2 separate regions of the Homo sapiens genome follow, and region 2 is linked to region 1. A link is an interaction called in ENCODE POLR2A ChIA-PET data of the cell type or tissue named here. Cell type or tissue: Panc1. All regions are shown on one strand. Links, peaks and the distances in the headings refer to the core of each region. The heading gives the core; the rest is flanking DNA. Region 1 overlaps SHCBP1L (SHC binding and spindle associated 1 like). Region 2 holds the start of LOC105371646 (a long non-coding RNA gene).

Region 1 (5,390 bases), core at 155-5,154:
ATATTCAAAAGGAATATTGCTGTATAGTTTTCTTTTCTTCTGGTATTTTTGTCTAGCTTTGTTATCAGATAATGCTTGCCTGAGAATTAGGAAGTGTTCTCACAGATTTTGGAGGAATTTGGGAAAGATTGGTGTTAATTCTTTTTTTTTAACTTTTATTTTAGGTTTGGGGGTACACGTGAAGATTTGTTACATAGGTAAACTCGTGTCATGGGGGTTTGTTATACATATTATTTCATCACCCAGGTATTAAGACCAGTACCCAATAGTTATCTTTTCTGCTCCTGTCTTTCCTCCCACCCTCTACCTTCAAGTAGACACCAGTGTCTGTTGTTTTCCTCTTTGCATTCATAAGTTATTATTTAGTGTTCATGGTGTTAATTTTTGAAATGTTTGGTAGATTTATCAATGAAGCTATCTGATCTTGGACTTTTCTTTGTTGGGAGATTTTTGCTTACTGATTTTTTAATCTCTTTACTGTTACAGGTCTGTTCAGATTTTATATTTCTTCTAGAGCCAGTTTTGGTAAACTGTGTGTTTCTAGGAATTTGTATACTTAATTTTTGTTGGTATGAAATCAGTGCATTTGTTGGTGTACAATTGTTCATAGGTGTACATATAATGATAGTATAATCATAGAATATCATTATAAATAATTTTTATTTCTTTAAGGTCAGTAGTAATGTATCTACCTTCATATCTGATTTTAGTTGTTTGTGCCTCCTCTTTCTCTTAGTCTAGCTAAACTTTTGTCAATTTTGTTGATCTTTTCAAAAAATTAATTTTTGATTTTGTTTTTATTTTTCCTATTCTCTATTTCATTGAACTCTAATCTGTATCGTTTCCTTTTACTGTTGGCTTTGGGTTTAATTTGCTTTTTCTAGTTTCTTAAGTTGTAAAATTAGATTGCTGATTTGAGATCTTTCTTTTTTAATGTAGGCATTTACTGCTATAAATTTCTCTCTGAGCTCTGTTTTTCCTGCATCCTATAAATTTTGGTATGTTGTGTTTTCATTTTCATTTATCTCAAAGTATCTTCAGATTTTCCTTTTGTTTCATCTTTGAGCCATTTGTTATTTAAGAATATGTTGTCAGGCCGGGCGCAGTGGCTCACGCCTGTAATCCCAGCACTTTGGGAGGCCGAGAGGGGCGGATCACAAGGTCAGGAGATAGAGACCATCCTGGCTAACACGGTGAAACCCCGTCTCCACTAAAAATACAAAAAATTAGCCGGGCGTGATGGCGGGCGCCTGTGGTCCCAGCTACTCGAGAGGCTGAGGCAGGAGAATGGCGTGAACCCGGGAGGTGGAGCTTGCAGTGAGCCGAGATCGCGCCACTGCACTCCAGCCTGGGCGACAGAGTGAGACTCCGTCTCAAAAAAAAAAAAAAAAAAGAATACGTTGTTTAATTTTCACATATGTCTAAATTTTTCAGTTTTCTTTCCATAATTGACTTCTACTTTAATTCCATTGTAGTCAGAGAAGATGTATTTATTGAGACTTGTTTTGTGGCCTAATAGATGGTATATCTTGGAGAATGTTCCATATGCATTCCAGAAGAATGCATATCCTTTTGTGTTGGACTTGGGGGGCAGTGTATATATGTATGTTAGGTCTAGTTAGATTATACTGTTGTTCAAGTCCTCTATTTCCTTATTGTTCTTCTGTCTAGATGTTCTAGTTATTTTTGAAAGTGGTATAGAAATCTTCAACTATTATTATAAAACTATTTCTTACTTCAATTCTGTGAATGTTTTACTTCATACATTTTGAGACCTTGTTGTTTGGTTTGCATATGCTTATTGGTACATCTTCTTGATGAATTAACTCTTTTGTTAATATATAATACCTTTCTTTGTCTCTAGCAACAATTGTGTTATTAAAGTCTATTTTATCTAATGTTAGTGTAGCCACCCCAGCTCTTTTTCAATTACTGTTTGTACAGAATATCTTTTTATTCTTTCACTGTTAACCTACTTGTGTCTTTGAATCTAAAGTGAGATTCTTTTTTTTTTTTTTTTTTTTTTTTTTTTTTTTTTGAGACAGAGTCTGCCTCTGTTGCCCAGAATGGAGTGCAATGGTGCGATCTCAGCTCACTGCAACTTCCGCCTCCCAGGTTCAAGTGATTCTCCTGCCTCAGCCTCCTGAGTAGCTGGGATTATGCACCACCATGCCTGGCTAATTTTTGTATTTTTAGTAAAGATGGGGTTTCACCATGTTGGCCAGGCTGGTCTCAAATTCCTGACCTCATGATCCGCCCACCTCGCCCTCCCAAAGGGTTGGGATTACAGGCATGAGCCACCACACCCGGCCTGAAATGAGATTCTTGTAACATCATATAGTTGGATTATTTTTCTTTATCCTTTCTACCTGTCTTTTTTAATTGGTGATCTTAATCCATTTACATTTAAAATGTTTACTGATAAGGAAGGACTTACTTCTGTCATTGGCTACTGTTTTTCCTACAAGTAATATCTTTTTTTTGTTACGCAGTGCTTTCAGTACCATCTTCTTTTGTGTTTTATGATTTTTTTTTTAGTGTACCATTTTGATTTACTCCACATTTCCTTTTGTATGTATTTTTTAGTTATATTCTTGGTGATTATCAAGGGAATTGTAATTCACATCCTACATTTATAACGATTGAGTTTGAATTGATACCAACTTTGCTTTAATAGCATACAGCTCCATCGTCCCTTTATGTTGTTATTGTTACAAATTACATCTTTATACATTGTTTCCCCATTAGCATGGATTTACAAGGATTGTTTTAGGCATCGGTATCTTAAATTATATAGGAAACAAAAAAAGGAGTCACAAACCAAAAATACAGTAATACTGCCTTTATATTTACCCTTGATTTTACCTTTACTGGAATTTTTTTATTTCTTTATATGGCTTTGAGTTACTTCTGTTGTCTATTTCATTTCAGTCTGAAGGACTCCTTTAGCATTTCTTTTAGGATAGGCCTAACTTTTTTTATCTAGAAATGTCAATTTCTTCTTCATTTTGAAAAGGTATTTTTTCTAGATATAGAATTTTTGGTTGTTTATCTTTCAGCACTTTTAAATCCCACTGCTTTCTGGCTTCCATGGTTTCTGATGAGAAAGCAGCCTTAATCTTATTAAAGATCTCTTATACTTAATGCATTGCTTCTCTCATGCTGCTTGTAAGATTCTCTATTTATCTTTGGATTGTTTTTTATCATTATTATTTTTTGAGATGGAGTTTTGCTCTTGTTGCCCAGGCTGGAGTGCAATGGCATGATCTTGGCTCACTGCAACCTCTGCCTCCCAGGTTCAAGCAATTCTCCTACCTCAGCCTCCCCAGTAGCTGGTATCACAGGCATGTGGCACCACATCTGGTTAATTTTTGTATTTTTAGTAGAGATGGGGTTTCGCCATGTTGGCCAAGCTGGTCTGGAACTCCTGACCTCAGGTGATCAGCTGCCTTGGCCTCACAAAGTGCTGGTATTACAGGTGTGAGCCACTGTGCCCCGCCTATCTTTGGATTTTAATTGTTTGATTATAATATTTGTTAATGTGTGTTTCTTTGTGTTTATCTTACTTAAAGTCCATTACACTTCTTGGATATGTAGATTCATGTCTTTAATGAAATTTGGGATGTTTTCGGCCATTACGTTTTCAAGTATTTTTTCTGCCTTTGTTAGGAAAACACTCAAACCATATTTTCCCTCTGTTTTCACAACAAAACAAGAATTATCAATACAGAAAACTTCTGTGACCCCAAAATATGTGGGGCTTTCTCCCTGCCAGCAAGTAATCAATCAGTTCTCCAGCAGACCCCAACTGGGTGTCCTACAATTCTATTTCAGCATACAGTAGATAGTGTCACATTCTACAGGTTGGAGACTCAGCCTCCAAAACTGCTCCTCTCCCTCAGACACCAGTCACAAGTCTAGGCCTCCAGAACTTCTGACTGACTGACTTCAAGTTGGGGTTCTCACAACTCCTTTTTTGGGTTTAATTAGTTTACTAGAGCAGCTCACAGGACTCAGAGAAACATTTATGTTTACCAGTTAATTTAATTAATTAATTAATTTTTTGAGATGGAGTCTTGCTATGTCACCCAGGCTGGAGTGCAGTGGTGTGATCTCGGCTCACTGTAACCTCCACCTCCTGGGTTCAAGCGATTCTCCTGCCTCAGCCTCCTGAGTAGCTGGGATTACAGGCGCACACCACCACACCCAGCTAATTTTTGTATTTTTAGTAGAGAAGGGGTTTCACCATATTGGTCAGTCTGGTCTTGAACTCCTGACCTTGTGATCCACCCACCTCAGCCTCCCAAAGTGCTAGGATTACAGGCGTGAGCCACAGTGCCTGGCCTATGTTTACCAGTTTATTATAAAGGATATTACAGTCAAGCACAGTGGCTCATGCCTGTAATCCCAGCACTTTGGGAGGCCGAGGCAGGTGGATCACTTGAGGTCAGGAGTTTGAGACCAGCCTGGCCAACATGGCAAAAACCCGTCTCTACTAAAAATACAAAAATTTGCTGGGTGTGGTGGTGCACACCTGTAATCTCAGCTACTTGGGAGGCTGAGGCAGGAGAATCACTTGAACCCAGGAGGCAGAGGTTGCAATGAACCGAGATTGCGCCACTGCACTGCAGCCTGGGTGACAGAGTGAGACTGTGTCTCAAAAAAAAAAAAATTGATATTACAAAGGATACAGATGAAAAGGTGTGTAGGGGAAGGTATCAGGGAAAGTACACAGAGCTCCCATGCCCTCCTCCAGGTATATCATCCTCCAGGAAATGTTATGAGGTCAGCTTTCTGAAGGCTCTCTGAACCTAGTCCTCTTGGGTTTCTTTGGACAACTGTGTTAAAACATGATTGGCCTCAAATTATGGGGTGGAACCCAGTTTATTTATTTATGTTTTGTCTCTTTTTTTCTTTTTTGTGGATAACAGGGTCTTGCTATATTGCCCAGGCAGGTCTCAAACTCCTGGGCTCAAGCTATGCTCCCACCTCTGCCTCCCTAAGAGCTGGGAGTACAGGCGTGAGCCACCGTGCCTGGCGGAATCTGGTTTGGAATGAGGGTCTTATGACCCACAATCAGAAAAGCACAGGAATATTAGAGTCCTGCCCTGGGGCAGGTGAAAGGAGAGCAAGAGAAGGTTAGAGAGATTCTGTTTCATGAGGCCTAAAGCACCCAACATTATAACAAAAAGCTGTAATAAGGACTGTGGAAGTTATGAGTCAGGAGGTGTGAATGAAAACCCATATATACATACAAAGTAACAGCACACCCTTTTCTCTCTTTCCTCTTCTTCTGACACTTCCTAATAAGTATATTTATATGCTTCATAATATCCCACTGGTCCCTTTGATGCTGTTCATTTTTTTCTATAGTTCTTTTCTTTCTGATC
Region 2 (5,390 bases), core at 317-5,316, 520 kb before region 1:
TCCTTCCTTCCTTCCTTCCTTTCTTTTCTTTCTCTTCCTTTCAATGTCAAATTATTCCAGTACCATTTGTTGAAAACACTGTATTTTCTCTGTTGAATTGAATTTGAATCTTGTCAAAAATCAACTGATGGCTGGGCGCGGTGGCTCACTCCTGTAATCCCAGCACTTTGGAAGGCCGAGGTGGGTGGATCACGAGGTCAGGAGATCAAGACCATCCTGGCTAACATGGTGAAACCCCATCTCTACTAAAAATAAAACAATAAAAAAAAATTAGCCAGGTGTGGTGGCGGGTGCCTGTATTCCCAGCTAATCGGGAGGCTGAGGCAGGAGAATGGCGTGAACCTGGGAGGCAGAGCTTGCAGTGAGCAGAGATTGCGCCACTGCACTCCAGCCTGGGTGACAGAGCCAGACTCCGTCTCAACAACCAAAAAAAATCAATTGACTGTATATGAGTGCATTTATTTATGGGCTATGTATTCTATTCCTTTGATCTTTATATATTATATTAATATAGTAGTATTAATATCATAATTATAATATTCCCTGTCTAGTTCTAACATCTATGTCATATCTGGTCTAGTTATGATTATTACTTTGTCTATTCAGGCTGTCAACCTAGATGTTTCAATTAATTATAGAAATGATCCTTGAAAGTATAGTATTAGCTGAGATGTTTTAAATACATTATGTTAAAGTTTTCAAATGGATCTAAAAGTTCAAGGAGAATTTTAAAGTATATGTTTATATTTTATGATCATCTAATATAAGATTATTCTGGATCTTGTCATGCAGTGTTAGTCACCATGTTTGTTTCCAGTTTAGTGTATATCAGTGAATACCCATAGTAACAGCATATAATATTTAATGAGTGGGAAAGCATGTTATGTCAGACTTCTGTTAACTTTGCATGTCTTAAATTTAAAGTCATTATTATCCTACATGTATCGCTGTGCTCCTGTGGATTAATTTTACCAGTTTCACAGACAAAACTAGTTTTTTATAGTGTTTATGTTAATTAGACTTTTTTATAAAAATACTTTATTTAATAACGTGAAATTTTGGTTAAACATGATGAAAATGACATAGTACCAGCTAATGCATTGTGGCCAACCTAATATGTAAATTTCTTATATGCATCAAGTGAAGGCTAAATGATGTCATGCTAGGTGTACAAATGAAGTGCTGCTGGTAGATCAAACAGAGAAGAAGAATGAGATAATTAAATAATCTGCACTATAACGTCCATTTCACATTACAAGTGCATATTTTCACTTTGCAAGAGTATATATAAGCAATGCAATATATGCACTTGCAATGTGACAGAAAGCAAAAGAAACTCACATTGCCCTCTCCTCCTCTTTTGGAATTGGCAGCCTCAACCTGAGTCCTTTGAGCAGAGGCAGACCTTCCATAAACTTGTAAGGAAGCAATGCAGTTACCTGTGATGGCACAAGGGTGCTTGGCAAAGTGGGTAGGTGGGACTCGACACCTGGAGGTGTCGAAGCACCTAGTTTCCAAGTTACATAGAAGCACCAAATGGACTAATGGTGGCTCTGGTTGAATAATGCTTTCTGGGTCAGGTGTGGTGGCTCATGCAACCTCAGGGATTTGGGAGGCCAAGGTGGGAGGATTACTTAAGGCCAGGAGTTACCGACCAGCCCAGACAACATAGTGAGACCCCTGTCTCTTAAAAAAAAATAATAATAATAATTTAATTTTTATTTTAGGTTTGGAGGTACATGTGAAGGTTTGTAACATAGATAAACAGGTGTCACAGAGGTTTGTTGTACATATTTTTATAGGTACATCACCCAGGTATTAAGCTCAGTATCCAATAGTTATCTTTTCTGCTTCTCTTCCTCCTCCCACTCTCTCCCTCAAGTAAACCCCAGTGTCCGTTGTTTCCTTCTTTGTGTTCATAAGATCTCATCATTTAGCTCCCACAAAAAAAAATTTTTTTTTAAGTAGCTGGGTGTGGAGGCATGTGCCTGTAGTCCCAGCTACTCCAGAGGCTGATGCAGGATGATCACCTGGGCCCAGTAGTTCAAGGCTGTAGTGATCTGTGATTGTACCACTGTACTCCAGCCTGGGAAACAGAGTGAGATGTTGACCAAAAAATATATATATATCCTTTCCTTTGCTAGGTCTGTTGTATCCACCAGGATACATATAGCTGCAAGTCACAGAACACATGACAAATAGTGGCTTAAGCAATTAACACTATATCTGGCGATAGATGGTTCTGGGGTTGGGAAGTGGCTCCACAATGCCATTAAAGATCAATTATTTTCTCCATGCTGACACCCTCAGAGTCTTCAAAGTTTATCTCATGGTAATAAAATTGCTGCTGCAGCTCCAAGATTACATCTTCATACAGTTGCATTGAACCCTCATCTGTTTTGATCAGGAATAAAAGTCATTCCCAGAAGTAAACTCCTCCTCCCACCCCAGCAGACTTCCCCTCATATATCATTGGCCAGAACTGGGTCACATAGTTACACTGGCTTTAAAGAGAGCTGGGAATGATAGCCTAAAAAGGAAGAAGAGTTGGCAACCAACAGTGTCCACAATACTCAGAAAAAAAAAGTCTCTTTTCCACTTTCTGTCTCAAACGCAACCCTCAAGTTTAGTTAGAAAAAAAGCACCTCAACCGCTCTTCTTTTTGATTCTGGAATTTCTTTCTTAAATAACTTTGTAATCTCTATACTAATATCTAATTTATTTAGACTAATTGGAAACAAGATAAATTTGTTCATTTGAGATTTTTTAAATTATGGAATAATTTTAGCAACATGCATATTTACCACTTTAAACTGCAGCTTATTGGTAAGGACTGGGCTAAATAGGGAAGGCCAAGAACTAATCTTTAATGATGGACGCTTTAATGAATAAACACTAATCACCTGGGATAATTTCATTATTTGTATACAAAAGTATCTATCAATCTTCTTAAGCATTTTTTTTTTCTGAACTCCCCCTCTGCAACCCTGTTTAAGATATGTGTCATTTGTGTGGCGGGGAGGGAGGGGGGACGGGGGTGGCAAAAAGTTAATCAAGGCAGCAACTAAAGGTAACCTAGATAAATTAACCCAACATTGGCTTCTTACTGTATCCATAACTTGGCTTTTCTTTGTTTATACAGAAAGACTCTTTCTGTTAAAAATGTATTTTTATTCACTCCATCTTATTTCTGGTACATTTTTTTTTTTACTCAAAAGCTTTGCGAGCCTAAAAATGCGAGTGTAAATTAAATTTTCCTAAATCTTGAAGCATGGATGTCCAATCAGGATCTTGGTATGTAGAGAAATTCTATATGTGAATCTTTCTCTCAAACAAAAAATTAAATAATCACTCCCTAAATATAGATTTACATATATGAAGTTTGACTAATATATGATATACTTCTCTACTTTAGTTTTTCTTACTTGTATTATTTTCAATAATATGCACATTTCTCATAACAAAAGTTCCTGTTAAGACAACTCCCTCGTCACACACACATACACACACACATCACACACACACACCAAAGAAACAAACACTCTAAATCCCGCTTTATGTTCAGAAAAACCCTATCTTGCTCAAACTTGCCTTTTTTGTTAATGGAGCTTTTAGGAAAAGGTATGAGTGAGCTTCATTCTTCCCACTCTGAACCCCATTTCCAAGATTGATAAATTAAATCTGATATGGGTCATTTTCATATGAAAAATACTTTCTTTTCTTTCAGTGTCCTGCGTTTGCTAAATAGCAGAATGGCAAGAGAATAGAGAGAACAGTGTGTCCAAGTTAACCACTAAGGGAGTTACTTACACATTGCATTGTGAAATTGCCTCCTTTTTGGTAGCATATTTAATTTTAATCCACATATGGCTTCTGCACTTTTTGCAGAGAGGCTAAGAAAGCAAAAGACTCATCATTCCTGATTATTCAAAGTTTGATTACTTCCGAATACCCTTTCAGTGCCATTGATATGAAGAAATAAACTCTCTACTATGTATTAATGACACCTTCTGTAGGTGATGAATTTGCTCAAATCATCTTGGAAACCACTTCAGCTTATACTCTTTAGGGCCTAAAGGAAGATTTTAAAGCATTTTCATTGCAACTGGCCTGCACTTACCTTCTGTCAGGAAGTCTTCTTTGAAAGAGATATGCTGAGCCTGAGACCTCCCAAAGCCTCACAGTTGAAGGGCTAGGGAGGCCTTGGCAGGGGTGGGGTGGGTGAGAGGAGGGAGCAGAACAAGGACACTGATGATCACAGGCAGTGAGTGCTGCCCTACCCACCCCACACACGACTGGAATTCCAACTGGTGGGACTCTGGCTGGCAGTCACTTTCAGATAAGCTGGTGTCCTTAGCCTGCTGGACATGTCACTAGGCTGCAAAGTGGGGTAGTGCAGCAGCTCTTTCTGTCCTCATCCAGGCTTGTTATCATGAGTGAGGGTCAAGAGAGATCAAAGATAGCAGCTGGATACTCTCACTTACATTACAGTGCTGCAGTGGAGAGGCAGTTGTGTACCCCGATCCATAAGTCTTCTTTCAAAAAGGCAGCAGGGACTCAGGCAGACCTGGTTCAAATCCTGGCTCTGCCAGGTGTAATAGCTGACTGATTATAGGCAAATTATTTGACTCCACTGCCTATTTTCTCAATGGGAAAATGATGATAATAATCCCTGCTAGCTTCTAAGCCCCTACAAGACAAATCCAGGTTTAGAGTAAAAAGCCAAGGCTGAGCAAAGTGGTTCACATCTGTAACCCCAGCACTTTGGGAGGCCAAGGTGGGTGGATCACCTGAGGTCAGGAGTTTGAGACCAGCCTGGCCAACATGGTGAAACCCCATCTCTACTAAAAATACAAAAAATTAGCTGGCATGGTGGTGGGCGCCTGTAATCCCAGGTACTTGGGAGGCTGAGGCAGGAGAATTGTCAGGAGGTGGAAGTTGAAGTGAGCTGAGGTCATGCCATTGCACCTCAACCTGGGCAACAAGAGCAAAACTCCATCTCAAAAAACAAAAGTCACAAGGACTTTTTTTTTTGAGACAGAGTTTTACTCTATCACCCAGGCTGGAGTTCAGTGACGTGATCTTGGCTCACTGAAACCTCTGCCTCCCGAGTTCAAATGATTCTTGTGCCTCAGCCTCTGGAGTAGCTGGGATTACAGGCATGTGCCACCATACCTGGCTCATTTTTGTATTTTTAGTGAGACAAGGTTTCACTATGTTGGGCAGGCTAGTCTCGAACTCCTGACCTTAAGTGATTCACCTGCCTTGGCCTCCCAAAGTCCTGGGATTACAGGTGTGAGCCACTGCACCCGGCCTAAAGTCAGAAAGACTTTTAATAGTCTCCTGCCAGTTTCCTTTACTTCCTGCTCTTGCAAATACCTTTCCTGTAC

Evidence for each region. Peaks named below come from ENCODE experiments on the same cell type or tissue, not always from the same donor. Only the 100,000 strongest peaks of a DNase experiment are listed, where the experiment ranks them.
Region 2: POLR2A ChIA-PET joins it to region 1 with 14 read pairs; 2 of 35 experiments call an interaction of 5 or more read pairs at or near these places.

Annotation. Positions count from the first base shown.
Region 1 is chr1:182,911,810-182,917,199 of GRCh38, reverse strand. All of the region lies in intron 6 of SHCBP1L (SHC binding and spindle associated 1 like), which reads left to right. Among named protein-coding and RNA genes, the nearest start is that of SHCBP1L, 39 kb to the left of the region's middle. In Panc1, for the core only: no CTCF peak of the experiment used is centred there; no DNase peak of the experiment used is centred there.
Region 2 is chr1:183,432,785-183,438,174 of GRCh38, reverse strand. It overlaps LOC105371646 (a long non-coding RNA gene), which reads right to left and starts at 4,285. Exons shown (of 4, transcript XR_922351.2): 1 at 4,121-4,285. In Panc1, for the core only: no CTCF peak of the experiment used is centred there; no DNase peak of the experiment used is centred there; H3K27me3 peaks cover 226 bases.